4 separate regions of the Homo sapiens genome follow, and all the other regions are linked to region 1. A link is a loop called in an ENCODE intact Hi-C map of the cell type or tissue named here. Cell type or tissue: PC-9. All regions are shown on one strand.

Region 1 (8,000 bases):
GTTCACAAAGACTTACGTAAGAATGGTCATAGCAGCTTTATTTATAATGGCCAATCCTGGAAACAGCCCAGGTATCTATCAATAATAGGAAATTAAGAAAACAAACTGTAATATTGTCATACAGTGGAATACTACTCAGCAATAAAAAAGAACAGCAATAAAAAAATGAAGCCTTGTAGAAAAGCGTACATGTTGCGTGACTCTATTTATATAAAGTTTTAGAACAGAAAAATCTTATGGTAGAAAAAGGAACAGTGGTTGCCTTTGAGGGTCAAGTAGGGACAGGAATTGACTGGAAAGGGCAGTGTGGAAACTTTCTAGGGTGGTGATAACGTTTCCTATTTCCATAGCACTATATGCATTTGCCAAACCTCAGTGAACACATATTTCTATGCACTTCATTGCATGCTAATTTTATGTAAAAAAGCCAACAATGAACTCTAGTTAATGATATGCAATTTAAAATGCATCAAATAATAATATGAAATGATGAATGGATATGTGACAAAGCAAGCATAGGTAATGCTAATTAGCATCTAGGTAGTGAGTACACTATAAAATTATTTTAACTTTTTAATGTATTTGATAATTTTCATAACAAGATGTTGGGTAAAAATACAGGGTGCAATGTTTACCAAATAGTTTTGCTGAGAATTTCATTACTGATTTTATGACAGTAAGATCATCAAATTCTTCTAAGTGTCCATTGAGAAGTAAGTTTCTCTTAAAGGCTTCTGAGACTATTCGTAAGTGTGATGTGAGCAATCAGTTCTCAAATCTACTCTGGTTTATAACTGTCAAAGTGGTATTTCGATCCTTTCACCTTTACAAAATACAATACATATATTTTGATGATATATTCTGAGCAAATCTGTTGGCCATAAAGATAACATAAGAGTTAAGATGAGAAAACATTCCTAAGAGAAAAATCAAACATACAAATTTTATTTACCCTAACTTCCAGACTAAAAAAGAATCTGTAACTGTAATAGAAAAGAAGTGAGGCTTGGTCATAAATAGTGAGTGGTCTACTGTGTTCTGAGTGGAAAGGCACCCAGTCATCTCTCATCTCTCCCCCAAGACAGAAGCATTTGGACACCCTAAAGACATGGTATTCAGCTTGTGAAGACTTCTAAGGTGCCTCCTGGAGATTCACTGGGAACTGGCTGGAGTTCAATAGCCCTTTTGTCAGAAAGTTTTCTACATGCCTAACTTAAAATCCCTAATAACACTGCTCCTGATAAGTAGCAGTTGATAACTACTTTCAGTTAAGAATTCCTATAAAATTACATATAGGAATTATACATACAGCCTCATAAAGTTCTCCAAAAAAAATCTTTAAAAATGTGCCCACTGCTTTCAAAATATTTCATCATAGTTCTGGCTGTCTTTTGATCTCTAAGTTCTTCATGTTCTAGTACAGGTTCTGCTTTTTCTTGAAGTAGAGGGACTAGTGTTTATTCTCAAGCTTTCATGTTTGCTTTAAAATTCTGCAGTAATGTTGAGTCATATTAAGTGTCATACCCATGAACTTTTTTCAGTCTTAAAGACTCCCCTGTATTTATGCCAGCTCACGGAGTGTCCTTAGTTCTATGCCTCTATTACAGTATCAGTCGGCCATTTTCTGTTCATCATCACTGCCTGAGTTTACCAAGAGACTGCTCCTCTCTAAGCATAGCCAGCACTAATTGTGGTCTTTTCATGCTTTGTTCTGTTTTTTTTTTTTTTTTAACCTCATTATTGGGATACTTAAATAACAGATTTATGCTGTTGTTGTTTCTACTGGTCGGTGCTCGCTCACTAATATCCAATCCTAGTATGATTTTCTTTTACTTGTGTCTATTAACAGGGTTATGTCACACCTTGTCAACCTCAAAACAGATGATACTCATCACTTGTCTTCCATCTTGCTGTTCTATTATCTTCCTACAAAAATAGCTAATTTGTCAGATTTCAAAGCCTTGTTATTTACTGATGAGCTTACCAACTGGACCTTTTGTATCTTCAGTGTGTAATTCTGAAGATGCATTCTGATACACTAGTGAACTGGGGGTGACGGTGAAGGGGTGGTGGAACTAAGGGGGTGGGGCGGCGAACATAGGCAATATGCCATTTCCTCACCATCCCATGCTTGTCATGTGAGACAACAGAAAGGATAAAGAATACTCTATTTTTTATTCTGAAAAGATAATTATAGCAATGATACCTTCCATTCTGTTTATTTCTGGATATTTTGGCTTCAACAATTCTTTATATCATATTTTATTCTTGAAATTGGTATGACTTCTCTGTTTTACAGCCTGAGATAAATTCTCAGATATTTTTTTAACAGTAAATGGCAAAGCCAGATTTTTGAAGCCAAGTATTCAAGCTCCAAACACTTTCCATTATATTCATTACAGTTCTTGTTTTAGCTGGTATGTTCTTTCCTCTACAAGTACTGCCATTATTTATGCTTCTTAGCTAAACCTAGACTTTTCAGTAGCATGTATGAAAGTCAAATAATGTCAAATGGTAAGTTTCTACTTCATTTTATCTCATCAGGGTATTTGTTGCTCTATATACCAGCATAGTATATTTTCTACTCCCAACTGAAGCTTTTCATTTTTAGGACTGAACGTTAACAATAAGTCTACTAATTAGGTTAACTGCTTAGCTATGTTCCAGCCATGTTTTTAATGCTAGAGAATTTTTCCTTTGGGGGCTTAAGCAAAGATATCCTAATCATACAGATCTCACTACTGATGATAATATACTTAATGGTGCTTGTTTCTGCCTGTACCATTCCCTATAGGCTGAAGATGTAAAGGACATTAGCAACCACAGTATGTTTAGTTTTTAGTAGCAACAGTATTTTACTACGGCCTTGTGTACTTTGGGTAGGATGTGAGAAGGGGAGTAGTACATAATAATGCCCAATCTCTATTAGCAAGTAACTTACAATGTAGTAGAGAATTCTGAACTATTTCTTCAAATGTAGACCATAGATTCAGCTAACTTCATAATCACATCATTGGTAACAATGGGTTTAGATCAGAGTATGGTTTACTCATCACTGTTAGTAAGGTAACTTAATTGTCATGCTCACGCTAAGGAGTACGACACTAATAATACCACTCCGTATGTCAGCTAATAAGATAACGAAATAACAAACATGTTAAGACTAGCTAACACATGGGAGCAATAGCCAATGTAAATTTGTATAAAGTGAGAAGTATTCAATCTTCTACCTAACAATGAAGCCTAGACCTGCCATCAATATCCCAGCTGGCAGGCTGAGCAGTTTCATCAACATCACCAATGAGTCACCAGAACTGAACAAAGTGACCAACAATGAGGACTGGGAACAAAGCCAATTTGACCTAAAATGAAGTCATCATTTTTGCATAACTCTGCTGGGTTAGACATGTGCGAAGAACAGATGCCAAACTGCCATTATATATTAAGCTTACACAGGAGCAAACAAATGATAAAAGAAAAAAAAAATCCTCAAACAAACAAAAAAACCCAAAAAAACCAAAACAAAATGAAACTAACCCTGCCAGCGTTTCAATAATTCCCTGAGATGGGCTAAAGGAATGTGGGAGGTTGTGACATATATACCAATTACAAATGAGTGGTTCTTTCAGAGACTTGCAAGCTGATGTTAATTTATGACATAGAAACAGCTTGTGGTTTCAAACACACTGCAGTCACTTTTTTCACACGTTTACCTTAAGTGAGCTTTGACCCTATGGAAGAAAGTTGCTTTAGGGCATTACTGGATTTTCATTCATAACTCTATGTACAGATACACATATGAAAGCAGCAGCAAATTTACAGATGAGGAGCAATGATATTCATTATGTTAAAATCATACTTGGCCTCATGTGAAACACTCAATTTACAAGTAACATTTATGAATCCTGCCTTATTTTACTTTTTGTAGGCAAGATAGCTTAAGGTATATAAAAATTAACTCATTTGGCAATTATAACTCCATGAGTTGATGGCAGAATTACTAACAAACCAGTTCCTTTCTAGCAAAGTCTTAAGAAAAACATTCTAACTACTCTGAAATTCAGAAGAAACAGATATTGAGTATTGATATTTAGTTATTGAGTATAACTAAATATCTAAAGTAGTTAGTATCTAAGAATCTAAGAATAGATTCACTTGTAAGTCAGTTCTAACTTTAAAAAAGTATGTTTAAAACATACTTCAGACTGCAATGTAACAGGGATTATTACTAATGCCTATAATACAGCATTCATATTTAGGAGGAATGGGCATCTGTTATGCATGAGCAAGACTGGGAATAGGAGAAGACAAGATTCCTTCCCTCAAAAGAGCTTACTGGGTACAGACATAAACAACTGTAGAATGTGATAGCACCATCATGAAGACTGAAATAAATAATCACAAAAGTTCATACTCATAGCAGTAAAGCCCCAAAGGACTGAGAAGATGATTCAAGTATAGAAAGAACTTCCTGGATGTTCTCAGAAGCAGTGACCACATAAGACAAGAGGGAGCAGTTGAACTTTGCCCTGAACTTCCTGGCATGTTTGACTAGGAAAAAAGGCTGCACCATTAACCTAAATTGTTCCAGGAGGAAAAGGTGATAAATATTGTCAATCTTTAATCAAGGTTGAAATGTCAACTAGGCAATTAAAAAGAAGTACAAGTCTAGATTTCTGGACCAGGTATGTAATCCAGAACATTGGTATAAAATAAAAACTCTAAGGATGAGATACCGAGAAAAGAGCCAAAAGCATTCTGAGGACAGGATCTGAGAGAGCACATGTTCAGCAGGCACATCTTAAATTAGGGTTATGCGACTGTACTCACAGTTATTTCAGAGGATAGCATCTTCAAGGAAGGAGACACTGTCTAGGAAAGGTTGCTCAATGGTGTAAATGTTGCAGAGAAAAGGGTAAGGGATTCAGACGGAGAAAAAAACCATTCAGTTTGGTAACTGGGAGGCCATTGCTGACTTTCAAAAGAACAGTTTCAGTAGAGTGCTGTGTAAAACCAGACTGCAAGGTGCTGAGTAGTGAGTGATGAGGATGTAGGGGCACTGGATGTGGATTTCTCCAAGAAGTCTGTCAGTCAGTGAAGAAGGCTGGAAAAACTAGCAGGTTAAAAGGGAGGGGTTTTTTTTTTGCATTGGAAGATACACGAGCATGTTTGTAGACCTCAAAAAGGAACCAGTATACAACTCGTTTATAATTTTGTAATGACTACAAGACTAAAAAATAATTTTTAATATTTTAAAAAATGTTCTGAAATAAAAATACATAAAATTTAAATTATATGCATTTTACCATTTAAACTTAATACAAACTTAAAAGAACTAGCATTTCATGATAAATTTTATTTCTAAAGGGGTCATACAGTTCTGTTATTGGACTACTTCAGAATTTATTTTGCTTTTAGACTATAATGAGAAACTAAATTTTATTAACAATTGCTATTTTAGTTCCTGAAAGATTACTCTGATATAAAGGATTACACTGAAGTAATTATGTATGCCTTCTTCCTCAGCCCTCCTCCCCTAAAGACAAAGTATCTTCAGGGTAGTTAATAATTTTGAGAATATTTTTCAAGTTGAAAAAGAGAAAAATTAGAAATAGTATTCCATTATTAATAAGTTCTTAAAGATCTAAATTGTTCACAATAATTTTTCATGATAAAACATGCTTATTTATTATATACACATGCTTACATATGTATTTCCTGTCTAAAATACATGCAACCACCATGAAAAAACAAATATTAAACCATCCTCACAGTCCTAAGAATGCCCTTTTAAATAAGGCACTCATGTTTGGAAATAGGATGTAACTACTAAATTAAATAAGATGTTTAAAGAAGTCTTTTATTAAGCACAAACAACTTTTAATACATTATCAATACAAATAGGAAAAGGTCTTTTAATGACTATGATATATCAAAGATCTGAAAGGCTTTCTCTGTATTGACACAATAAAAATAATCAATTCTGAAGAATTACAAAGTAAAATTTTGAGGACACCACTGTCTACTAACAAGAGTTTAACTACTGTCTAAATTTACTAAATCACCTGTGGAGGAAGGGCAACTTTTTTTTTTCTTTTTAATAGAGAGAATTCCTACTCTTATTAGCACCATTCAAAGCTTATTATCAGTTGTTTGTCTACAAACTGACAGGTCAGGTAAAGCTTTAAAGCAAGTTTTCAGTGCAATGTTTATAGTTCCTTCTTTTAAGATACTTGGAATCTACAGCCTCGAAGCATGTTAAGTAATTATGCCTTGGTAGTAGCAAGGTGTTAACATGTAAAGAGAAATGTGTCATGAAAAGAAATGAGACTTATTTTGGCTGTGAAATGCATCTTAAGGTGTGGTGGCTAATGCTGTAGTATGTTGACAACATGCGGGATTATGAACTGCAAATCTGTAGGTAGCTGGTAGCTATTAGCTCTCTGTGGTCACCATTTCAGGATGTCTCAGCTGCTGCCTTTTGAGATTAACTAGTTTCATCCTGTCTCTGATGTTTTCTGCAGTAGAAGCCATGTCACTTGGACTCCCAAAATATTGTTCGGTTCTAAAAATCAAAACACACAGAAAAACCTCAGATTAATACAAATCTATTAACTGCAGTGAATACAAATAGAAGCAAAAATTTACCATAAAAAATCTACATGAGATAGCCTATGTGTAAATATCAGTTCATCGGTGATCATACTGTTTGAGCAGGAAATTCAGCAGGAAAAACATTTTTTAAAATGGCATAAAATACATTAAGACATGATGAGAAAAATATATTGATGGTATAAAGGTTATATCATGTGTAGTTATGATAATAGCAACAAATTGAACAATGAAACACTGGAAATATGTGGGTCCAGAAGGATGCACAAACATAAAATTTATACAGGTACTTGAGTGCTACCGGCTGGGGACACCACTTGTCTATAGAGCTGGCAAGCAAAATAAATATTCTTTTTAATGTTATGACATTTTTTGGTACATTAACAGATAAAATTATTAATTTTATTCTACTCTCAAAGATACTGTATTCAGAATCACAGAATATTTTTAGAGCTGGAAGATTTCTTAGAAATTATCAGGTTAATCTCTTTATTTTTCAGATCAGAAAAGTGGAGCCTAGCAAGTTAAATGATGTAAGCAAGGTCACCCAGGGAAAAACCAGAATTTGAACCTAGGTCTTTGAGCAGTGAATCCAGAGAGACCATCAATCTCTTTTATTTTACCAGGAGAAGGTATAAAAGAGAAATCTGTCTAACCTGTCAAACAAACTATACATGGCATAAACAGATTACCATTATATTAATAATTATGGAAAACACTACACACAACTTTGGGAAATATTTAATTCAGCAAAATACCTAAAAGAGATATACATAAGTTTTAATATGAATATAAAGTGGAATAAAACAGCAATTCCAAAATATTAAAGGTGGGTGTGAACTTTGAATATATAGTACTAACATTCTTTTATCTTAAAAGGATGGATGAGGAAATGACACATGGACTATCTGTGAAACACAGACGAGAAGCTGAAGCAAGCATACCAGGGAGAGGTGTTCCTAGGCTGACATGGGTAGAACAGGAGACTGACTGTGTGACAACTGGCTGTGAAATGTAGGAATCAGGGAGGGTAAGGGATCCTGGAATGGAACAACCAGAAGCACGCCTGTAATTCTGCTACTAGCTGAATTTTGTTGTCTTTTATTGCAGATGTGTAATACAACTTTAGGTGACTTTAGGCTACCTCTGATTGTTCAAGTTTAGGTGGGGCTTGAGATAACGTAAGTATAGACTATGAATAATATTATTTCAAGGGAATAAAATGCCATCTTTTCAATATCAATCCCAAATAATCACTGGAAGATCATGGCACAGTAGTAGCAGTGCTTATTATGTGTCAGATCTGTTTTAAGTACTTTATACTTATTTAGCTCAGGTAATTCCCACACCCCCATAACCTGAGGAAGGTATGAGTGTTACATGGCAGT
Region 2 (8,000 bases), 220 kb before region 1:
TGCTACATATGAATTTAGAATTGTAAACCTCAAGTGAGCTAGGATTAAGTTTATAGCTATCAAATATTTTTAAAATTATCTTTACAAAATTATAGCCATAATAATCATTCTCATTTTATTTACCTTAGCTTGGATATCTAGTTCCAGATATTTATTCAAAATCTTCTCTGATTCAGAACGGGTAGAACCAACATCCATTGCATTAGAAAGTACTGGACTGATTTTCTGAATTGACATTTCCACCTTTAGGAGTGAATAATATATGGCAGTCTTAGTAATATATTTTTGCATATATGTACGCACATGTGTCAGGAAGATAAATATTATTTTATAGATTCTCATTATACTTGAAATGTATTTTATCAGTATTAATCTAATATAGTTTTAAATATTCAGAATTTCATGTTTTAATAACGCTGCTCTTCATAGGAGGTAATACTTGTGGTCTACCAACAAATGTTTTATGTTGAAAGATATTTCTTTTATTAACAGCTATTAGATATAAGCAATCATCCACATCCTCTAAGAACTTATCTATATTACCTATGAAGGATAATGCACTTGCTAACACATCAACAGAGATGAATTTATCTGTGAGTTGAATAGGACCCAATTTACAGGCACGTTTTAAAGGCAAGATCCAGAGCATGAGCATTGCAGTATTTTGGGAAGAGGGACTCTGGGGGAGCACCAAACCCTGGACGTGTTATAGTAAAACACAGGGACATACTTAGGACATTTAATTGATGAGCTTGGAGGACTATGATTTGATCCTCAGTGGACATGAGTCATTGACTAAAATGACCCTTGAAGGGTTCTGTTCCATTCAAGTTACATGCTTTGTCCCCTCGCTCTAACTCTAGTCCATACTCCCCAGACTCAAATTGGCTCCAAATTGGCAATAGGACAAGCAGCAACAGCTGAGGTCCTACTGTTCCACTGCCACCAAATTAGCTTGGGTCTCAAGCTCCAGGCAATGCAGCACCACAGCTGCCACCATATTTGGAAACTCCCTAAACCCAGGCACCAGAACAAGGATAAAATCCCCAAGTTTCTGGATTAATAACAGGTGAGGAAGCAATTTAAATACAGACATTGATATTTAATGCCTTCTCCAGTGAAGTCTACTAATTCTATTCATGTAAGTTCAGGCATATAAGTCCACCGTATCAAACGAAAACATCATTGAAAATTTGAGACCAAGCCTCTGCAGCAAGATTCATTAGCATCAATGCCACTGAGATATTACTAGTTTTTACTAAAGATAAATAATTTTTTTATTTAGTCAAATTGTAGCTCCTTAGTCTTATTCCCCTTTGGAAACAGGAAGTAAAATTCTTCCATACCAAGCCATCATGTTCACTCTGCAGAGAGGATTTTCACATGTATGTTTATATGCAGAATGACTGTGTTGCCTTGCACTGGTCTAGTTCAATAAAATATAATAATGGCAATTTATTCCTTGAAAAACCTAAAACTCATAATATTTGGGATCTGTCTATGTATCAATCTATCTACCTGTCTACAGTCCTGGTGTTGTATGGTACCATGGTAACAGAAACTTGTGCATATTTGAACCATGCTCAGAACCATGCAAATGAAAGATCCACTCTATTCCCATCTGTACTTGGTTCAGTTAACACAGTACTGTGCAAAGCGGGAACTGCCTTTGTGTGTATACCTTCAGGCCAGAGGCGCAGACAGGCCACCTGGGTCAGGGATGGTTGATGAACAACAGTGAATTACAACTCTGTTTAGTTCAATTAAAGGACCCAATGTGGTACATAAGGGCAGCCTAAGGAGACATGCCCCTGTCCTCCCGCCATGCCCACATACTGCCCTACCATATCATCTATTATCACCAACTTAGATATTTAAGTTTTAGTTTACGAAACTACCTTCCGTAGGTAACCCTCCACTGAGGCTGTTAGTTGTTGTTTCTTAAGAGCATATTCCTTGTGCGCTGAACACTGTTCGGTCAGATGATCCACTCGTCTCTTAATGCACCCCATCATCTCATGGATGCCGGACACCTGAGAGCTGAACAGAGCAAGCCAGCTGTTAATTCACTCCACCCCAATATAGAACACAGAATATTTGAAAACAGATCTGCTCTCATGTTAGGTAGGCGTTGGTAAAAGGCATCAGCTTTAGGATAACAGAAGTTAAGTAGCTATCATCTCGGCATAGCAGGAAGCAAAAATTATATTCTTTTGTTTTGTCTGTCAGTCCTGAGGGAAAAGATGAGTTATGGGTTTTTGCAACAAGGTCTAATCTTCTTTTCTAAAGGCTTACTTTTTAATATTTCTGTAGGATATTTTGAAAACCTTATGGCAAAGCCACAGTATGTTTACCACGACTTTTCCTTAGGATGTTATTTAAAAACTTCATTTATCTAAAGATGCTCTTTGAATAGAAATGTGGATCAGCCAATTAACAAAGCATTTACTAATCTAATAGGGTAAAATATTTACATAACACTAAGGTCCTTGTTCTCAATGATTATGAATGCTCAAGGCTGTATTCATTACATGAAAACCAAGTTATCACCAACAATTAGAAATCAAATATACTTGTTGATAAAAAAAAAAAGAAGCCATGCCTCACATTATCATTTTTTCGCCTGTGTTGGCCTCATGAGACAAAGAAAAGTGACGTGAGAGCTCCTACAATGAAAATGCCTCTAAAACAATGCATGAACTTTGAGATGGACCCTAGCTCTAGTCCAAAGATATCTTAACAAGTTTCCTCATATTGTTGATGGAATGAACACTTAAATTTTCCAACCTATCCTTAAGACTATTTAAGAAGTTGATGTCTTTCATTTCCCCTCAGTCATTTCCTTCACATACTGTATTAATAAAGATGAACATGATAACCCTTAAATTTAATTACCCAGAGTTTAAAAAGAGCTCAGAACAAGGTACAGGTTTCAGTCATTTTACCTCAAAATAATTAATTTATGACTCTGTAAAAATGAATTTAATTAGTAATGAAATGAGGGCAAGATCCTAAATGACCGAGAGGTAAAGTAACCTCACTGGAGTGATGACGATGCCACTATAGAGCTGGAAAACACTGAGGTGTGTCCTGTGGACCACAGAAGTCCCAGGTAAGTTTAATTGGAGGAAAATATGAAACCACTATGAGTAATCTTATTCCTGGCACATAATGTTTCACAGATGTTACATTTTAAACATTTAATTTTGCATTTTAATACGTAGAGACAGTGAAGAATATAATCAAGACATCAGGAGATTCTTCACATTTATCATTAAGAAATAGTTCTTAACAACACTAAATTCCATAATTCTACAAAAGCAGTGTATTGGTAATATGAATTGTATTTTGACTAGGCTTTAGACTTTGAAATATTATATGCTCAAAAGGCATTTAAAAGCCCAGCTTTCCTATATACTGTAGGCTCCAAGTTTTCTGCAGAATATGGAAACCTGGAATGAGAAAAATAAATTGAATAAAGGGCATTGTGGAAAGAAGGTACAGAGAACAAAGGTTGTGAAAGGAAATGGGCAAACACGTAGAGAAGAAACATAGCTGAAAATGGCAGAAAATGCCATTATTGAATAAAAGGAATTTGGAAATGATTAATACAATTCAGAAAGAAAAGCCAAGATAAAAGGTGCCCACTCCCACCTCTGAGTTGCCCTGTGTGGTCTCACCCCAAATGCCCTCAGTGTCTATTCCAGTTAGGGGCTATTTTACCAACTAAACTTAGAATACAGGCCTCCCTGACCCCAAGAAGCTGTAGCTTGGAGGGGAGTCCAAATTTTGAAAGTTTCCCTAGGGGAAACTAGATCTCAGTAACCAGCTCCAGCCAAGCCTCTTGATTCCTGTTCACATTACTCTTTTTTATTCCCTGGCCTTCTCCAAAGAATAAGACTGTTAGCCAGCTTCTTGCAGTTATCTATAAGTCCTAGCCATGATGTCTCAGGTACCAGAAGTACCAGAACTCAGACCCACTCTCTGACTCTGACCTGAACTTGCTCTAGCATCCCCTCCTGCTCCCAAATTTCCCACTTGAATCCCTACTTTGTCTTAATTATGTTGCTCTAATTCAACACTGACACTGAGCCCAGCCTCCTCTTTGGCCATTTGAATACAAAATGAACTCTCTTTCTAAAATGGCATCACTCAATTGTACAGTGTCATGGGAAATATAGATTATAGATGCACACTTCTTATAAATTTGCATATAGTCATAATAGCTACTATTTAATACATTCTCGCAACAGACATGCCACTTTGTTAAGTGCATTAGATGCATTATTTGATAGAATCCTTAAAATAACTTTGTGAAGTGTCAGAAAAGTAGCAATAACTTCAATTTTTAGCCAATGAAACTGAGCCTTCACAGGTGACATAACTTGCCCTAGAGACACACAGCTAATATAAGCAGCAAAGACTTGATTTAATTTCAAGTCTCTTTGCTACCTGAATAGACTTATATACTTAATAATTTTATTAAATTCATGATTAGTTATACATGTTACCTTCAGGAAATTTAAGGAAAAACAGATTACATTGGTTTAGTTTGTACCATAAAATTCCATAACGACAACTAATAAAAACAGTTATTGAGCTCTTACTGTGATAAGGCACCATTCTTAAAAAGTAGTCTGTTTTCTAATCTTCATAACAACCCTGTGAGCTGAGTAGGATTGTTATCCCCATTTCGCAGATAAGTAGACTGAGGAACAGAGACAGTCTCAGTAACTGGCCCAGTTCTGAAATGGCTGACATCTGATCTCAGAGGTCACACTCTGCCACCTCATAGTGCTTTTTCTGGGTCTATGACACATGATGTGGGGTAGGGAGTATTTTCTCCTCTAAAATTTCACTTTGCCTTGAGTTGAGTGTTCTCGGCTGTCATAGAAACAGGGATGGCCTGGCTGACAGGCTCCTTTGAAACTGGCTGGCTTTTCTAAGTAATGCAATGCCTGCTGTAGTTTTCAAAGTGGCCACTAGAGGGTCATGGTAGCTTGCTCAAATTACTACGTTTCTTGAAGGTCCCTCCAGCACAAAAAATAGGTAAACAAAACCAAACCAAGCATTCCTTCCATAAAACTGTTGCTTTTTAGCAACCTGCAATTTTAATTTAGGTGAATTACAACCAATCATATAGGATCTCTCTCTCTCTCTCTCTCTCTCTGTTTTTCAGTAACCTTGGAGATTCTGTCTCATTTTGTGGTGATTTATGCCTTATTATGTGTATCTATTGTGTTGTAAATTCTTTGAGGGAAATAAATGGTGTCCTATTTATTCTTATATCCCTTGTAGCCCTGAACACATAGCCTTATAAGTAGTAGAATATCAATGCCCATTTTCAAATCAAATAAAATAGTCTCTGGTCATTATTTAAGGGAAGAAAACACAAAAAGATTGAGAAGAACATATGCGCAGTTACCATATTTGAAATGTCGTAGTAACAGTGTCCAGTAGTTTTAAACAATGATGACTTGCACTTTTGGCCACTTGTAGAAGTTTTAGGCTATCCAAAGACTGCCCAATTTCTTCTTTGGTATGCTTTAGCATTTATAGTTACGTTAAACCAAATTTATCATGTGTAGTTTGGCTCAATACTTCCTTCTATTTAAAGCCTTAGAGGGACAGACTGAACTGCCTTGTCATTCTGTGCACCATTGCCCGTCCTGTGTGTACTCCACTCTCACATGTGGCTTAGATCCTTTTCTCGGGAAGAGAAGTTTTCATTCATCTTGGTTACTCTAGCCAGTTCCCATTTCCCTCTCTCTATGCCCTTATAACTAGGTCATCTCTGTCTGATTGGGCAGTAACCAGTTCCTTTTCTCTCATTCCCAATTAGAATATATCCATCACATTCCCAGTCCTAGGGCTTTTTCTATTCCTTCTTAGTGACACCCTAATCTGCGGGTTACATTCAGCCCTGATTCCATCCTTTTCCATTAGAAACTTTATACGATGATACCGGACTTTCCTTTTGAAAGTTCTGAAACATTTTAAAACCTGCATAGCATGCATATTAACAATTTCCTCAGCACCTGAACGGCAGGTGGTCTGATCAAAAGAAAGGTATGACCCCACTCTTTGCCAGCAATTCTTACATGAACTGAAAATAAATTGATAGAATCTCATCAGTCTCCCAGAAATGAGTCCTATTACTTTACAGTCCTATTAAATTAATGATGAGACAAGAACTGACGGTGGGTAACAGACACTTGGTTGAACCAAAAACGTGGTGGCCTGTCATTTTGTTCTGATTTGGAAGTAACACTGCTCATGTGCAGCCTGATTGGGTGGGAGAGGGGCTAACAATGGGCTTAGACTTCTAGCTCTAACAGTCTGTGGCTTTGTGATTTGCACTGGAAATATTGATTGACCTTTGGGCTGTCTCTGTAAGAATGGATTAGAGGATGCCTGTCTGTAGTGTGAACATGCGGTAGATCAGATTATTCCTGAGGTTGACTTTGACTTTTCCAAGCATCACAGACTGTGAAAGCTTCTTCAGGCATTTGTTAGAAACTCCAAATGAGAACATTCTCTCCCTTATTCATTGAGCCAATAGAGGGAAGTGGAGGGGGAAGAAAAATAATTGCTTTTTTTTTTTTTCTCAAAGAGCACAGACGTATTGACTTCTGGTTCAAGAATAGACTGCTCTATTTACTGTATGGAAGCAGTTGCCCTATCTTTGCATTTGTTGTAAATTGGGGCTGGAGGAGGGAAGCAAATTCCAATGTTAATGTGTTCTAATGATTATTTCTGAAGAATGGCAAGTTGCTTTCAAACCTTTCATAAATTACTATTGTCAGCCCATCTGGATTAGGAGCTGAACCAGATGGTAAGCACTTGACAGCTTACTCTGTCTCATTGGGAGGGATCAGCTGACCATATTTTTCTTTTTGTCTATGGACAAATTATACTTTAAAGATGGAAAAAAATCTTCCTTATCTTTAGCTTGCTGCTTCTTTTAATGGGAACCCGAAGAGTGTCTTTTTATGTTTATGGTTGTCTTTATTTTTGAGGAAACAACTGCTGCTCTCTAGTTTTCATCCCTACTTTGAAAAAGTGCCATTTATACTGTAGAAGTGAAATGCATATGTTTCTACAATAAATTTGATTCTTATTTAAGCTATATACTTTGAAAATTTCTCCCACCAAACATTTCTCTCTCTCTCACACACACACACACACACACACGCACACACACACACACACACACACACAATGTTTTATGTATAGATAACAAAGTAGAAACAGAAAGCAGTAAGTGTGGCTGAAGCTACAGGGCACCTGGGTTCTTGTTCAGATGCATGTAGAGATGGCTAGAAGTTCCATTTCTATGAGGCCATAGAGACCAACATATATGTCCTATGTGAAGGGTACCATTGCTAGGATTCTTCCTGAAATCAGTAGCAGAGCTGAAATTCTCTGCCCTCATTAGGGGAGGCTGAAAATGCTGCAGCCAACAGCTATGAGGGCCATGGAATTAAACATGGCAGAGCCATCAGGAACCACCTCAAGCCCTCTTCTGGTTTCCTGACTGCATCTTCAAGAGCCACAATATCTCCACAGACGCTTGTGTGACCCTGATCAAATAACAGAAGTACATTTTGATGCTGGACTGAAGGTCCTATGAGTCCAGGTGGTCACTGCAAAGCTGCTAAGGAGGAAAGAGCAAAGAGAGAAGCAAGCAAGCAAAAGAAAGTCAAAGAAAAAAACCCTCCCACTCCAAATGAGAGTGCAATCCAAAATCTCAAAACACATGAAGAAAAGCAAATCCAAGATATGTTCAACAACCAAGAGATAAATGTACTCTAGCTGTAAAGAAAATAAGTACAGCAATCTGACAATGACTTTAAAGTAAATGCCTGAGATCATCAGAGAGATTAAAAAAACCCAACACCCACAATAAAAGACCAAGAAACTTTGAAACAAAAAGTCAGAAATAAAACAAAATTAGACACACAAAAAAATTAGAAATCACAGAAATGAAAACAATATAT
Region 3 (8,000 bases), 310 kb before region 1:
TAGTCTTATACTTAGTGCATCCCCAGATCAATGTGATGAGACCCCTGTTTCTACTCCTGGTGTATGTTCACAGAGTTCTTTTTCATACTCACAAGGGGAGCATTCAGGGACACTACCAAACTTTGGTATCCAGTACCCAGAAATTTACACATACAACAAGGGGATCTTATTAGTATGCTAACAACCATGTGGCCCAAGGAACAACACTCTTCATGGTAAAGGTGATTATCTGTGTTGACCCCTGTAAGAACCTCAGTGAATTTAAAATACAAACCCATTTTCACCTGCTCATGAGTTACGTGCATCTGCTCTTGCTTTGTGGTAATTACTTCTTTGGTTCTTGATTTTAATTCTTGTTCCTTGGCTTTATCGGCGGCCACTACTACCTTAGTTACAGCAGTCTTCTCCGCTTCCTTTCTTACCTGCTTTTCATAGAGAAAGGAAGAAAACACCTTAATGCATCTTACATAAAAATTAGTTCAAGACCAGCCTCGCCAACATGGTGAAATCCTCTACTAAAAAATACAAAAATTAGCTGGGTGTGGTGGCGCACACCTGTAATCCCAGCTACTCACGAGACTGAGGCACAAGAATCACTTAAACCCAGGAGGCGGAGGCTGCAGTGAGCGGAGGTCATGCCACTGCACTCTAGCCTGGGTGACAGAGCGAGACTCTGTCTCAGAAAAGAAAAAAAAGTTACAATAATCTGTCAGGATTTAGACATAAATGTCACACAAGAGGATAAGGAGGAAAGCTGGAATGATTTTAAACTGTAACAGAAAATCTATTCAAATGCGAGGTGGGACATTATCCTGGATTTATGACACTGTTCCAGCTATGAATCAAGTGTCATGTTTGTTTTGAGAAAAGTAAAAACAAAAGTCCTTTGGGGAAACTTAGAGAAATGTAATGCCTTCCCTGAAATAGTAGTTTCCACATCCAGTGTGTGCAGTGACTGAGCTCTGGAATTGACTGGTCTCTGTTTCTCTGGCCACTCTTTGCCTTCCTACCTTGAATACCATAGTTGACTTTTGCCTGCTCATATAGCCCAGGTATTTCTGGCCTACTCTGCTCTTGTGATACTCACATTGTCAACACCTTTGACATCTCCGACCACCTTTTGCTCAGAAAGTTCTAAAAGTCTGGGCCCTGCTGGGCTCAAGGCTGTCTTCAGAATGAATTGAGCACAGCTGCATGCCAAGCTCAGTGGATGGTGGTTGAGTTAATGTGCACTGAAGGACGTGGCTCTGCGGGTGCCCCATGGCAGCCTCGCACGTACCTGTTCTTGAGCAGGTTGGATGTGCACAGCAGTCGTGGTTGTCCTCTGAGCAGTCTGCTCTACAGCGCTGATCACTGGTTCTCTCACTCTGGCCATATCAACGGCAGCAACAACAGTCGCAACAGCTGCACTTTTGTCAGCATCTTGTTTCACCTAGATTAGAAATGACCAAGTAGATTACTTTTTTAAATGACATGCCCAGTAGAAAATAAAAAAGCATACTGGAAAACTGAGCCACCTAGAGCAAAATACACTCATACATAAGCATTTATTATTGCCAAGAAATACAGAGACTGTATCATTAAAACCTGTATATTATGGAAACTTCACAGATTGGAGCTTTTGTCCTAATTAAAAATGGTTTTACAAAGCATGACTACTGAATTTGGTCTTCAGTTGCTGCTATATTTTTATGTTCATATGCATTTTTCCTCCAATTTATACAGACTGAGTTTCATGGCAGAAATCCAGTTGGAGAAACTAGAATGTGAAATAAGGAAAAACAAAACCATTCTGACAGTACCTCTTTAGCACCAGTGGCAACAGCCTCTGCTGCGTAGCTAGCACTGGCCGACACACTGGCGGCAGCACCCGCAGCACCACTGATGGTCACTTGCTCCTGGACACCGTATCTCCCTTCCCATCTCTCTTCTGTCCTGATCTGAGTAGAGGTTGTCAGCGTTGTCTCTCTCATCTCAGCCTCAGATGAGGAGGCCACGTAGCCCTCTTGCTTCCAAGGGGGAGGCACTTCAGGACCTGTGGCCACGGTGGATGCCTGAGTCTTACGCATGAGCAATGGAGACCTAACAGACCTGATGGGGGATGTGGAGATTCTTGCTGCTGGAGACACGGACCTGAAAACCAAAAGGCAGAGGTCAAGAATGTCAAAGCAAGGAGGGGTAACTGGATGTGAATCATGAGATGAAAAGCTGGAAGTGCTTTAAGGCAGAGTTTTAAAATGTGTGCCTCCATAACCCATTCAGAGGGTAAATAATGTACTTGGAAGTAATTTGTTTTAAATCTCAATAAACCTATTCTTATCTGCTGTAACCCTGTAAGAGAATCAGCTTTAATTCCAAATAAGCTGGAGATTTTGTGCCTTGCACCTTCTCACATTAAAAAAAAAAAAAAATCACAACAGAAAAAGCTACTTCTTTAATATGCAGCCAAAGGAAAGACATGTCAAATCCAGCAACCTCTGTATTCCAAATTCATCTCTGTATTCCAATTCTGGGGGGGTTAGAGGATGTCAAATAGGTGTTATAAGAAGAAAGGTTTCTGTAATCAAAATGCTTGTGCCACTCTTGACTAAGCAGCTTAAGCCATTTTTTTTTTTCCCCTGCAGGACTTCCCACAGCCTTTACTATGTCAGTATGCCTTGTGAATTTCCAGGACAGGGGGACACATCCTCAGGAAGCTTTCTGCAGCATGTTGCTGGGTACAGGTTGTGCAGTGCACTTTGCAAATTGCTGCTTTAGCCGAAGTGTTTGTGGACAGCTACTTTTAATTTCCTCCATATTTGTTTACACTCGCCCCCCTTGTATTGCACTCTGGACTTATTTTAAATATCTTTAGAGTTATTGTGGGAATTGACTAACTTAAAAACTAATGATTCTGTGATTTTTGGGTAAATTGATAAAGTTGCTTCTTCCAGAATAGTTTTCATTGTTTGCTTTTTAGGTGTATCCAAAGTGCAAGTAGCATCAGTTGAAGAATTTGGGTGCTAAATCCCAGCACTGATGGCCAAAAAAGACTATTTCTGATCTATAGCAATAATTCTGGGGATTGGCCAACTATTGTAAGGTAAAATTTTTTTCAGAACTGATTTAATTCTTAATAAGGCTTATTACATTTTCCTCTCTAGGTGGCAGTATTGCCCTATCATTGCATTTTATTAATTCTGCATATAAGAAAATGTTTATAAATGCATCTTGTCACTATCTAGGATATTTAGCTTACACTGATCATACATGAAATGATTATTCTAATTAAGCTCAAGGTACAGTTGATATTTTCTCTAACTTACAGAGTACCCTAACAGTACATTACAACATTAACCAGTTTCACGAAGAAATGTTTATTTTCTCGAAGAATGGCTTTTTTTGTGTGAAAATCCATTTACATTTTGTAAATGAAGTTGTAATCAAACTAAAGGGAAATCTAGGGAATAAGCCTCTTTTCTGAACATGACTGCCTTTGAAATATAACAAAAACCAAGTTAGAATAATGTGTGGTTTCCACTAACTGAAGAAAAGCAAAGAGACATGTGCTTTTAAGTTTCACCCTGTGCCTTGTTCTTGCTGTACTTAGTAAATGGGTTTAATTCAAAAAGAGTTAAAGACATGATTAGCATGACATGACTGATTAACAGCAGGACACAGGTAAGCCCATAACTGTGAAAATCATTGTAATTTTGGTCATTATAGGAGAGTGCTTATTTCTGTACTTACAACAAAAAATAATCACCTGGTCACAGCGAGATACAATGCACCTTATTCAATGAAATATGTTTGCCTTACTCTACAACAAAAATCAAGATTAAACTATGAGATATTTAGGAAGCAGTCTATCTTTGATAACCATTATTTTCTCTGCAAATTGGCATTTTATTTCTTAATTATTGGAAAGCAAAATTTTGGGGCAATTTGGATGGTTATTAATGAACTTTCAAAACTGCTAAGATGGTCAAAATGCTCCATGGGATCAGGGACACTCCATGATTCTAAATGACCCTTAGGCTTGGGTTTTAAAATATAGTTAGGTTGTTATCTCCTCAAGAAATTGCATTTGGCTTGTGTTGTGATTTCATGGTGTGCAAACTTGGATTTAGCCTGAGACTGAACATTTTTTTTTATTCGACTGCTAGACATGTTTTTTAAAGTAAGCTTTTTGTTCAAGGTTTCATGTTAGTGTTTGCCAATATCTTTACATTTTTGTGGCTAAAACAATAAAAATTGGAAAACATCTAGCATTTTTTTTCACATGTTTATTGGACTTTTACATTGCCTCTTATGTTAAATACTTTTTTGTATCTTTTGTCTTTTTTTGTGTTGCATTTTTTTCCTTTAAAAATTAATTTGTGGATGATTTTTAATGCATTTAGTGCATTTATTGGTTATTTGTCGTAAGTGTTGCAAACATTCCCCCAGATCCATTTCTTTTAATCCATTTCAATATTTTGCTTGTTTATGGGTCTTATCCAGCATAAGCTTACGTAATTTTGTATGTTATATACTGTTTCTAGGCTGGTGTTGTCTACCTTGTAGCCATTTTATGTTTATTGTGATACTTTTATGGCAGAGGCAATGAAGTACCTTGAGGAGGAGAAAGGTCTTAAAATTTTTTCACAAGTGCTGTTTGGTTTAGAAATGACTTTTTGCTTTTGCCATACATACATGTTGATTTTTATGTAGTTGAATCTGTAACTGTCTTTTTAAAAGCTTTCACCCATAAATGCTTTTGCAGATTGTCTTCTCTTTTTTTTTCATTTTTTAACTATTTAATCAAGCTGAAATTTATTCTGTAAATAGTGAGAGGCAGAGGTTTATGTTTGTTTGCTTCCAGATGGATAGCTAATTGGACCAGCATTCTTTATTAAAATACCTCTCCCTCCCCTGAATTGAAAGGCCACTTTGCTTTTTGAATTCCCTATATACTTGGATCTATTATACTTGGATCTCTTTCTGGACTCTCTGTTTTGTTCCCCTGGTGTATTTTTCTATTCATTTACCAATACCATACTGTTCTGATTATAGTAACTTTACAGTATGTTTGAATATTATTTAGGTCAACTATCTCCTTATTATTCTTTTATAAAAAATTTTCTTGGCAGGGAACATCCATGTGTTTTTTATTTCATTTAAATTGATCAATAAACACTTCTTTGCTCAAATTTTGTACATTTTTCATTTCATCATATTAAAAGTTTCATCATGATAAACTAAATCCCAAACTTTCAAAACTGTTGTGGACAATTTACACTTGATTATATAATTTCTGAGCCCTGATCATGATACATGATCACCTTCTAAAATACTTCCATATTAAGTAAGCATAGAAGTCCATTTTATTTTCTAGATAAAATAACACAAGCATATGCAAAATATTTAAAAGGTTTTACTTACCATCTGAATATAAGAATATTGGCATAATTATTTTCTATTTACAAGGCACTTTCAACTAATTATCTCATTGAAGCCCCAAAATGCAGCTTGAGATCATTCTTATTGTGACTCTCTTTAATTTACAGATGACACAACTGAAACCTTAAATAAACTGCTTAACTTCTTTAATTCCAGTTACCTATCAATAACATTGAGGATAATAATTCTTACAGGTTGTGAACATTTAATGAGATAATGTATGTATAGTTCCAATCTGATAGAGGAAGTGATCCATATATAATAACAATTATTTTATTATTTATACTTATTGCCCTAAATCAAACTGTTAAGTGATCAGGCTGATTTGTCCTTAGGGCTTTGAACTCTAACTTCTGTGCTCTTCTCCTTTCACTGTGCCATATTTTGGCCCCTAAAGTAGATATTTATTACATGAAATATAAATAAGAATTCAGAAGTTTATAAGGGTCTTCAATTTACCTGTGGACAGTGAGGATTTGTGAAAATCATATTCAGTAACTTCTTGGTTTACCTCCTTTGTCACCTGCTACATTTTTGAGTGCATGAAACTTACACGGGAGGAGGGCAGGGAAGTGCTGGGAAGAGAAGTGCGTGGTCCCTAGCGAGGCCTGTGCCCATGGACCTAGGTGAGGACAAACACTCCTGCCTTCCCGCCCAAATGTTGCATTTCCCAAGATCACCCTGACCTGCCACGCCCACACCCTATGCCTATAAAAACCCCTGAGACCCTAGTAGGCAGACACACAAGCGGCTGGATGTCCAGAGGAACACGGAGCCCCACAACCTGCCCGTTTGTATGCTCCCCTAGAGGTTTGAGCAGCGGGACACTGAAGAAGCGAACCACTCTCCGCGTCGCATGCCCTGCGAGGGGGACAAGGGAATCTTTCTCGTTTCAAAACCTAGTTCCAAAATGTGCAATAATCTGCTCTCTCTATGGCAGCTTTACCTGACCGGAGATGGGGTCGGTGCCCGCACGTGTCTGACCGGGGAAGGGGAGTGTCTTATGGGCGATGGGGACTGCTGCCGAGCCAGCTGTGCTTTGGCAGCAATAGACGGTGGTGTTGGGGATCTTGACTTTGGCTTCGGAGGAATCCTGGGAGGTGTTTTATGTGGCAGCTGTTGCCCAGCGGCACCATCTATGACCATCTCAACTGTTGCAATTGATCTGGCATCAAAGTGGGCTTCAATCTTCTGTAAAAGATTAAAACAAAGCCCACGTTGAGGAGGAATAGCTGGGGACGCAACAGCCTGAAAGGCTTGAAAACCAACAGTATAGAAAAATACCTTTTCAATTCGGGTTTGTCTTGATTCTGAGATCTGAGCAGTCGAAACAATTGTCTTTGTCTTTTTAGCAGGTACTTCTTCTTCACCTGTGGGAAGGGAAAGATGAATGTTTGGGAGGGGGCACAATGACCCATTTTAAAAGAGATTCTGTTAATTCTGACTACAAAGTCAAAAAGATTTTCTGGATATCCCAATGGAGAAAATTGCAGAAAGTTTTGGATTTTGCATGAATATAAATTAGGTTTAAAAATAGAAAATGTTCATTACAAGATAAAAATTTACTTAGAATGATTTTTTAAAATTTCATTATTTGCCAATAATTTGGAAATGTAGATCACTTAATTGAAACCCTTTCCAGTTTATAATGAGATTCATAAGCACAGATTGCTTCTATTCTGCGCTCCTGACTAGAATCTCAGGGACTTTTCATGGGTGTCGAAAAGCCAGCTTTTATATCAGCTCACAGCATTCTTCCCAGGGCTGTGAGAGGTGGCAAGTGGACGCTTGGCCCCATTTAGACACAAACCAGCTCTCTCCCCTTCTCTCTGTTCCTCAACCTCCAGCACGTACCTTGAACCAGTAATTCAGCAGTCGAAGTAGCTCTTCCAACGCTATTGGTGGCATTTACTGAATAGGTCCCTGAGTCCTCAGGGTATGCTTCTGCAATCAGTAAGCTGTAGAGGTCGCCTTCTTGTGAAATTTGGAAATCAAGGGAGCTCTGGATTTCGGCTCCATCCCGGTAGAACTTCACCACAGGTGTAGGGATTCCAGTCACTCTCACTTGGAGTCTCACTTGGCTTCCTTGTCTCACGGTCATGCTCTGCAGTCGTTGAACGAAGTTGGGTGGTGCTGTCTCAGCTGCGGGGACAAGAGAACAAAGTCAAGAGTGAGAGCCAGGGTGCTCCCTACAAGGTATTTTTAAATAATCACAGCTCCAATTCCAAAACCAGGTGATGACTCGCCAATCTAAACATCCTTGAATGTCCTTGAACCCAGCTCACCCAGCAATGACAGCAAGAATGGGAGCCAGGAGATTACAGAAGGCTTTCTCACCACCATATTTTATTTTATTTGCTTTGTTTTGCTGAGCAGTTTAGGCCACCACCTTTTGTTTCTTTGTTTTAAATAAAAGCTCTAGATTTTGTTATAACATTTCTTGAGAATCTTTCTGGTACTTCCCCCTCTACCTCACATCTAGCGCTCTATTAATATGTGAAAGCCATGTTGCATATTCCAGTAAGTTGCATTAAAATGAATTCCAGTGGTTGCTACGATGGGTGTACCTGTTACTTAAA
Region 4 (8,000 bases), 350 kb before region 1:
TCCTCTTGTTGTAAAGTCAACTTTTTAATTTTAAACCACTTTAAATTCATTATTTAAAAAAACATCTAGTTACAGTTAATGCATAAGGTTAAGAAAAAAATAGTTTCTCTAAATCCTTATGTATTTGTATGTACTTAATACTACATAGACTATATTTGCTCAGGAAAAATAGTACCACTATATAAAAATGCTATCCTTGTTTGAATCAAATTCCCCATGTTACTGAGGAAGTGTTTCTGATTACAATTTAAGAGCCCCAACTAACAGAAATGTTAAACCACTTTAGGACTGGACTTCTTAACACTAAGACATTCTTGAGAGGAGGATGAATATAGCTCGCTGGTGTACAGACCTGAAACGGTCTAGCTTTTGTGAAATCAAAATTGTGTCAGCATGATAGGAGGATGATAACACTCTTAGATGTTTTTAAAATTTAATTTTTATCTTAGCCAATTGAGAAAACAAATCTACCTATTTATGCAGCATATTTCGCCCCCTTCTGATTCATGCTGATTAGGAAGCATGACAGCTGGTGACAGCAGCAATACATTACAAATTGTTACAGAGAAAAAGCGGGGCCAAATGAAACGTGATGGTCTATGATTCACAATGAAAAGTGGTAAAGGAGAGGCGAGACCATGGCATATAACAGGGAAATAATTAGTTGAATTAGAAGAGAATGGTAGGAACAACAATGATTTACATGAACTCTTGAGTAATTGTTACAGACATTGTTAAGATTCGATCTATATTTAAATGGGGTTCTGAAAGTTGTTTTACTTTACCTTCCAGACTCAGGTTGGCTGTGCTTGATACTTGGCCTACAGCATTACTAGCAACAAACGTGTAAGTTCCTTCATCTTCTGGATAAGCTTCGGCAATTTCCAGTTGATAAGTGTCTTCAAATTGAGTCATTCTAAAGAACCGAGATGGCTTGATTTTCTTGTCTTTGCTGTACCACGACACTTTTAGATCTGCGACACAAAAGAAAAGAGATACTTCAACCACAAAAATGAGTGGATTTTTACAATTTACCTGCAAACACAATGTTAATAATACTAGTGCCTACATTTCATATTTGACTTAATAACATGATACTTTTCTCTGGGCATGCCATATCTACTATTGTTAAATGATTTCCTTTCATCTTCAAGAAGGAAATGTAATGATAGAAAAATATAGCTTGTCCTAAGGTTGAACTGGTTGTAATGTTTAAAATGATAGAACTTCAGTTACATTCTCTTTAGACATTTGCATGTCATGCAGTGGAAGCAGAGACAAGATTTTGACATATTCAGTGACTTTGAGAAAAAGACAGTCCTAAGAAGAGTCATCAGGAAAGGTTTGATCTGGGCTTGTAGTTGCCTTCTGGGACAGGAAATGAGAAAAATCTCCACTTTTGGTTTGCAGAAAAATCAATCAAAAAGAGAGCTGAGAAGATCAAGATATGAAAAGTCTAAAATAGATACCTTTGAAGGCTGTAGAAAAAAAATCTCTATCTTTGTTACTAATGAGCAAAAGGTTTCAGTACGCAGTATATATGGCACAAATAATTGTAGAGAAAATAATTTTTTAAATAAAGAGGGTGATTTATTATGGTATTTGAGCATCTTAGATACATTTGACTCTTTTCAGAGTGGCAGTTATAAGACATTATAATAAAGCTAGCTATTTCTATATAAGGATTTGAACCATCTTAAAATAATAGAAAGTAAAAACCCAAATTACAGTAAAGTAGCAGGTTATTGTGTTGTAATAATTGTAGGTGATATGCACTTTAATTTTAGTTAACTGTTTGAATAGCCAAAATCAAAGCCATCTTGTTTTTGGAGCACAGTCACTATACCACTTCTTGGTCTCAAAACCATCCAAGATGATCTTCTAATAGTCCAATCATCTAGCATTTGTCTGCATTTTAATGCCAATACTTGTCTATAAAAGTTACTCTCCTGCCCATGATGGTAGATGTGTATAAATGGCAGGTTCTCCTCTTAGAGTAACAAATCTGTTCAGTTCCTTAGATAGTAAGGTAAAGTAGAAGATGAAATCCTGGCCAGGCGCGGTGCTTCACACCTGTAATCCCAGCACTTTGGGAGGCTGAGGCGGGCAGATCACGAGGTCAGGAGTTCGAGAACAGCCTGACGAACGTGGTGAAACCTAGTCTCTCCTGAAAATACAAAAATTAGCCAGGTGTGGTGGCACACACCTATAATCCCAGCTATTCAGGAGGCTCAGGCAGGAGAATAGCTTGAACCCGGGAGGGGGAGGTTGCAGTGAGCCGAGATCTCCAGCCTGGTGACAGAGCAAGACTCCATCAAAATATATACATATAAAGAAAATGAAATCTTGACACTACAACTTGTCAGCTGTGTGGCCTTGGAAATGTCATTTAAGCTTTCTGGATTAGTCTTTTCATTTGTAAAATGGCATGCGTAATAATTTATGGGCTATTCGTTGCATATAATTGCTGTGAGAATTAAATGATATAACACACATGGAAGGGCTTTATAAGCCACTGGCACAAGTCAGTCATTATAGCAAGAATATCTAACATCACAGATGGAAGCAACGTTGTCTTCAATAACACGCCAAAAGACAGTGCCATGTGATATAACATGAAACACCACCCCTATTTAGTTTGTGTGAAGGGGTGTGTGTGTGTGTGTGTGTGTGTGTGTGTGTGTGTGAGATCATCAATGGTACATCCTCTTACAAGGTTCTCTGCTTATTTCTACTGACAGCTTCTTCCTTTGGTGAACTGAATGAGGCACCAGGATACACATGAACTGCCACTGGACATGAACTGCACACAATAAGTGAGTTAACAGGTAAAACTTTTCTTGGTAGTGGACTTGGTGCTTGTGGCTGTGATGCCATGATCTGCGTTACTCATTAGCCTCTCGTGTCTTCTTTGAGGCCATTCTTCTCCCATATTACTACTTCTGCAATACCCCACTTGTCTCTCCTGACTGCCCTGGCTGAGGGCCTCATCCACGCTCTCCAGGCCTATTGTAATAATCTCTCTCCAGTTCCTGACTGCCAGTCTTGCCTCCCACATCTGTCCATCCCTTCTTTCCCTATCACAGTATCACTTCTAAAAAGTAAACCTGATCATGGTACCCAGGGGCTTAAAAATCCTGCAGTGTCTCCTAAATGTAAACAAGATCAATTCCAAAATCTTCAGCATAGAATACCAAAAACTTTAGCACGGCCTTTGCTGTATTATCCAGCCTTCTTACCCACTCATGATATCACTTTCCAACTGTACTTAAACCACTTGCTTCTAGCACATGAAGCATTATTGCAAGTTTTGATGACTTGGAGATGTTGTTTTCTCATCATAGGATGCCACTGTGTTCAATGATCCTACATATTTTTCAATGCTCAGTTCACACATCTTTCTCTGGCTCTCTCCCAGACAGAGAATGATGAGTACGTGGGCCTGTTAATAGCACTTACAACCTTGGGATATAGTTGTGTGCATGCATCTCCTCACCTACATGTCAAGCTCCTTAAAGGCAAGAGCAAGATCTGCACCCCAGCACCTAGGGTAATATCTCAATAGCAGGGAAACAATAAATGGTAGAATTAAAATTGCACAGATGCTTAAATGAATAACAGACAATATCATTGTTAAACTAATTATTCATCATTTCTGTTTAGCTAGCTGTCACTCTGTAAGCCTCCAAATGACACTGACTCATCATCTGTAGAATAAACAGCAAAAAAATAGCTTTTTTACATTTTAAGATTCTGCTTTTCCAAATTACTCCTCTACCAGTAGGTGGCACTGGAGACCTTCAATAGGTAACATTTTCGCTGTTAGAAACAGCACCTGGTTGCTCAGGGCCACGTTTCATGCTTCAGAAAGTATTACAACCCCCAAGAACATGGGAGCTTCTGAAGACTCCCAATTTCTTTCCAATTTGTGGAAAGCAGGGCTACACTTACTTAAGGCAATACCTGGCCAGAGGAAGTTCTGTAAATATTTTTAGTCCCAGTGGTATGAAACTATGTGAGTTGGCAAGTTTTTGAAGGGTCATTCTATTTAATGAATTTAATTTCTTTCATATAGAAAACAAATTTATAAGAGGATGCTAAAACCACTATATGTGTACAGATATTACCACACATAGGAAGTTAATGATCTTCTCAGTTTACAAAGCCTATTCAAACCTTTTTAAAGACATTGGTTATGCAGAAAAGATAGTGAAATTTTTCTCTTTCTACCCCAATTGGTGTCTTGTAGAGTGCTTCAGGTGTATTTCTACAACACTTTAAAGGCAATACTACCATATGTTAATATGTTATAGACTTAAAAGCACTATACCAATATAGTTAAGACAAATATTACTACTTTGAATGATGTACATATATGTTTATATTAAAAAATTCCTCTAAAAATTAAATAAATGGATAAATTATTTAGTGTAGCTTTAATGAACTTGCTTTTAAAATATATTTTGTATTATTGTGTTAGTAGGATATTATCAAATCAGTCCTCATTTATTAATATTTAGCATTTCTTGAACACTATCCCTCAAATATACAGTCTATGGTATTTGTCCATACTGGCCATACAATACTAAACATTGATGTTTATATAATTCCTCTCTATGGCTATAATAAAATGAATGTATTGAGCCCCAGTTACCTGGCAGCCATGCCTATAGGTGCTTTACATACATTATATCTTTTAATTATGCTCATAAAATCAAATAGGTCTATTAGATTTCTAGATCACCATCTCCATTCCTGAGGAGGAAATAATTGGGTCAGAAGACCAACTGAAGTACTAACCTGTTGAGAAAAATAAATCTTGACAAGGTAGAGATTGGATTATAAACTAATGGGAGAAGCATAATAAACAAAACAATACAACTTTGCAATTACTTTTGCATCAGCCTAATAAGAGGGCTGGGAGATGCCCAAGCTTTGAGAGTTTCCCTTTGGCTGGGAAACTCTCAAATAATTGTGATTATAGACAATCAGTTATGACTTGAAGTGGTTCCACATATATTGTCTCATTCTACCAAGATCAGATTCCTGGGATGAGGAAATTGGCTGGTGGTACTTGAGAAGCATGCCCCAATTAAAAATGGTAGCAGCTAACTCTGATTGATTACTGTATGATGAGCACTGTGCTATGTGCTGACTTGAGTTACCTAACTTAATCTTGATAATAATCTTAAGTGTTTGGTAACAGTCATTTAACCATCATTAATTAGTCCAGTCAACAATTACTTATGGAGTATCTACTATGTATCAGGTGATATTCTGGGGCAACCATCCACTCTTGTTTTCATAGAGCTTACCTTCTAGCAGGTACTATTTTTCAGATGCCAAATTCTAGGCACTAAAACGGAATTCCTAGCCTCATAAAATATATTTTCTAGGATTGAATGCAATCATATACTCAATGTATTCATGACAGAAGGAGAACGAGAGACATGATATATATTGAAGGCAAGATTCAAATTCAGCATCTTTGACAATGAAGCCCCGACTTTTGACCACTATAGGATATTGTCTTCCAAAGGATACCTTTCACACAAGCATTGTCCATAGACTGAATAATGTCTTATATAAATGTATTATTCTTTTGAATTATATGTAGATGCTATTATAATCTAATAATTTTAGTTTTGTCATTGTATTTTATCAATGAAGAAATTAAAGTGCAGCTACAATCATAAAGGGAACATGACCTTTTTTAATATTAGTGAAAAACACTAATTTTTTTATTGTGATAAAGAACACATAACATAACATAAACAACCATTATTAAGGGCACAAAATAGTGAAAAACACTTATCTAATTCTTAATTTAATAATTGAAATAAGTTTTCTGTTAGATTTCCATTAAGCTTCAAATTATGCATGAGAGATGTTTGTGATGGAGGAGAAGCTGACAGAATGTTTTTCCCATGTAATTATTTGTAAGTATTGGCAATGACACCTTTTGTTCTTAAACCTACCTGTTCCAGAAACCCGGCATTGAAAACGGGCTGGCTGCCCTTCAGAAGTGACAGTGTCCTGAAGCGGGGTGATGATGGCAGGTGGATAAACAGGCATTTCCTGATCAGGAGACACAACTTCTGGAACTAAAGAAAGAAACCACAAGATTTGTCATGATTAAGTCACCATAGAGACCTCACAGAAGGGAGCATGTAGGTTTATCTTAATTTATTTCACTGCAGAGTGCTTTCAAAGTTGGGTAGCAATCTACTTTTATGAGCTCCAAATTGTATTTTTAAATGCACTGGGAAAGGACAAAAGCCTGCTTCTTAGGTTTTATTTTCAGCTGGAAGTAGCGAGGCATTCCTACCTTCCACTGAGAGTGAAGCTGATGTTGTGGCAACACCATAGTCATTCTTGGCTTCACAGGTATAGACTGCCGCATCCTCTGGGAAGGCTTCAATTAGCAAAAGCGTGTATTCTTGCCCATCATGAAGAAATTTGCACTTGAAGCCAGTGGAAAGCAGCTGCTCTTCCTTGTACCAGGAAATTTTGGGCTGTGGTCTTCCGGATATCACGGCACAGAAGCGGGCAGGCTTGCCAGACTGCACAGTGACAGGCTGGAGCTCCTGCAGAACTTGGGGCGGTTCAGGAGCTAGGAGTAAATGTTGACAAATAGCCCATGAAAAAGTGTAAAAACACAAGAGAGCATGCAAAACTCTACATTAATTTGTTGCTGGCTAGTTATACATCCAGAGACAAAATTTTGGAATTGTGGTATTTTTACTTGCCTCAGAATATTAGAACATTCTTTGTGCTAAGAATGAAGAAAGCACTTGGAATTTGTCCACATGCAGAGGGAATAGCTTCAGAAAGATATTTTTGATATTTGGGGGGCATGCTGAGAGTGCCGAGTTAACCTGATTATCCCAGTTTCTGTTTGTGGTGGGGGCTTAGCGATGGACACCTGAATGAATTATACAATAACTTCCGTGTGCTACCTATTTTTAAAATTCATTTGGACAAATCATGTGGTGAAGAGGCTCATATCATTCCAGTTTGTTTGTTTTGCAAGTATTTGTGTTTATGTCATAGTCATTTTGTTATGTACCAGTGCCAGTAAAATGCAATCAGTAAGTATTGAATGAATGACTGAATTAACACTATTTCAGATCTAGTTAAATGCCATTAGGTAGACTTAACAAATTCAGCTTTCCTGTTTTGCTAACTAAAGCATATTCTCAGTGCTGTGATGAGTGAGGGGACCTGGTTAGTTCATGGAACCCAGAAATTAGAAGAAATGACTTCTGTGAGGCTGGTTTCTGACACTATCATAGAAAAGATCTTTACTTTTCTGTGCCTCAGTTTCTCCACTACTAATACAGAGATAATAAGAACTGGATGCCATGACCATTTGGTCTTCTAGGAACCTAGGGAATGCTGGCGATATGGTTCATCTTTGTGAATCTTGAGATTACCCCTGGAGTTCCTGCATCTGCCTCAGGGGTATTTTATTCAAAGAGATATGGCCTAGGATGAGAATAGGAAGGGAGGTTCCATTTTTCTCTTGCATCTAGGTTAGACTCAAAACAAGGTCAGCTTGAGATTCAGCCTTAAGATTTCTAATGAGGAGAGCAGAGGTTTAACAGCACTTCCCTGGGGACTGCTCAGAGGCTCCTCAGGAGTGCTTGGTAGCATGTGGAATTCCCTGTCCAAAGTAAGAGCCCCTGTTCTTAGAGCTTGGGGTAGAGAGGATCGAGTTCCACATTGCCTGAGGCTCTCTAGGCCTTCCAGGGTCTCAAAGAGGACTTTTGAGTTCTCCCAGGCACTCCATATCAGAGGCTGGAAACACCCCTTTCACTTGGTAGTGCTGCTAGGACTTGAGCAGTTCAGGCAGAGGGCAGAGAACTAAAATAGTTTAACAGCGAATCTAGAAGCTCATCTGGGGTATATGAAAATGGACACCCAATGGGTGTTCAATAGTTTTGAGCAACCAGATGAGGATCTGGCCATCAGGTGCTTTCTGAAAATAACTTCTCAAT

Evidence for each region. A loop is a pair of places that touch in the nucleus more often than their neighbours do. Peaks named below come from ENCODE experiments on the same cell type or tissue, not always from the same donor. Only the 100,000 strongest peaks of a DNase experiment are listed, where the experiment ranks them.
Region 2: a loop joins it to region 1, with 9 times the contacts of the local background. A loop is called at or near these places in 2 of 110 quality-filtered maps.
Region 3: it touches region 1 in a loop (2.3-fold over the local background); 4 of 110 quality-filtered maps call a loop at or near these places.
Region 4: a loop joins it to region 1, with 2.1 times the contacts of the local background. A loop is called at or near these places in 3 of 110 quality-filtered maps.

The regions. Positions count from the first base shown.
Region 1 is chr2:179,103,464-179,111,463 of GRCh38, forward strand. It overlaps SESTD1 (SEC14 and spectrin domain containing 1), which reads right to left. Exons shown (of 18, transcript NM_178123.5): 18 at 1-6,565. The coding sequence ends at 6,436. Among named protein-coding and RNA genes, the nearest start is that of CCDC141, 57 kb to the left of the region's middle. RefSeq lists silencers at 3,065-3,265, 4,345-4,545. In PC-9, no CTCF peak of the experiment used is centred here; a DNase peak (open chromatin) is centred at 3,338.
Region 2 is chr2:178,886,629-178,894,628 of GRCh38, forward strand. It overlaps CCDC141 (coiled-coil domain containing 141), which reads right to left. Exons shown (of 24, transcript NM_173648.4): 9 at 1,899-2,040; 10 at 124-243. All of the region lies in intron 1 of LOC105373766 (a long non-coding RNA gene), which reads left to right. Among named protein-coding and RNA genes, the nearest start is that of TTN, 83 kb to the left of the region's middle. In PC-9, CTCF peaks have their summits at 4,978 (motif pointing right) and 5,182; a DNase peak (open chromatin) is centred at 4,933.
Region 3 is chr2:178,793,120-178,801,119 of GRCh38, forward strand. TTN (titin) reads right to left here. Exons shown (of 363, transcript NM_001267550.2): 4 at 7,276-7,563; 5 at 6,706-6,791; 6 at 6,368-6,612; 7 at 1,803-2,133; 8 at 1,280-1,432; 9 at 285-422. Among named protein-coding and RNA genes, the nearest start is that of TTN, 10 kb to the right of the region's middle. In PC-9, CTCF peaks have their summits at 3,160 (motif pointing right) and 3,359; a DNase peak (open chromatin) is centred at 3,132.
Region 4 is chr2:178,758,199-178,766,198 of GRCh38, forward strand. TTN (titin) reads right to left here. Exons shown (of 363, transcript NM_001267550.2): 42 at 6,329-6,613; 43 at 5,979-6,104; 44 at 786-974. Among named protein-coding and RNA genes, the nearest start is that of TTN, 45 kb to the right of the region's middle. In PC-9, a CTCF peak has its summit at 3,799 (motif pointing right); DNase peaks (open chromatin) are centred at 3,783 and 6,123.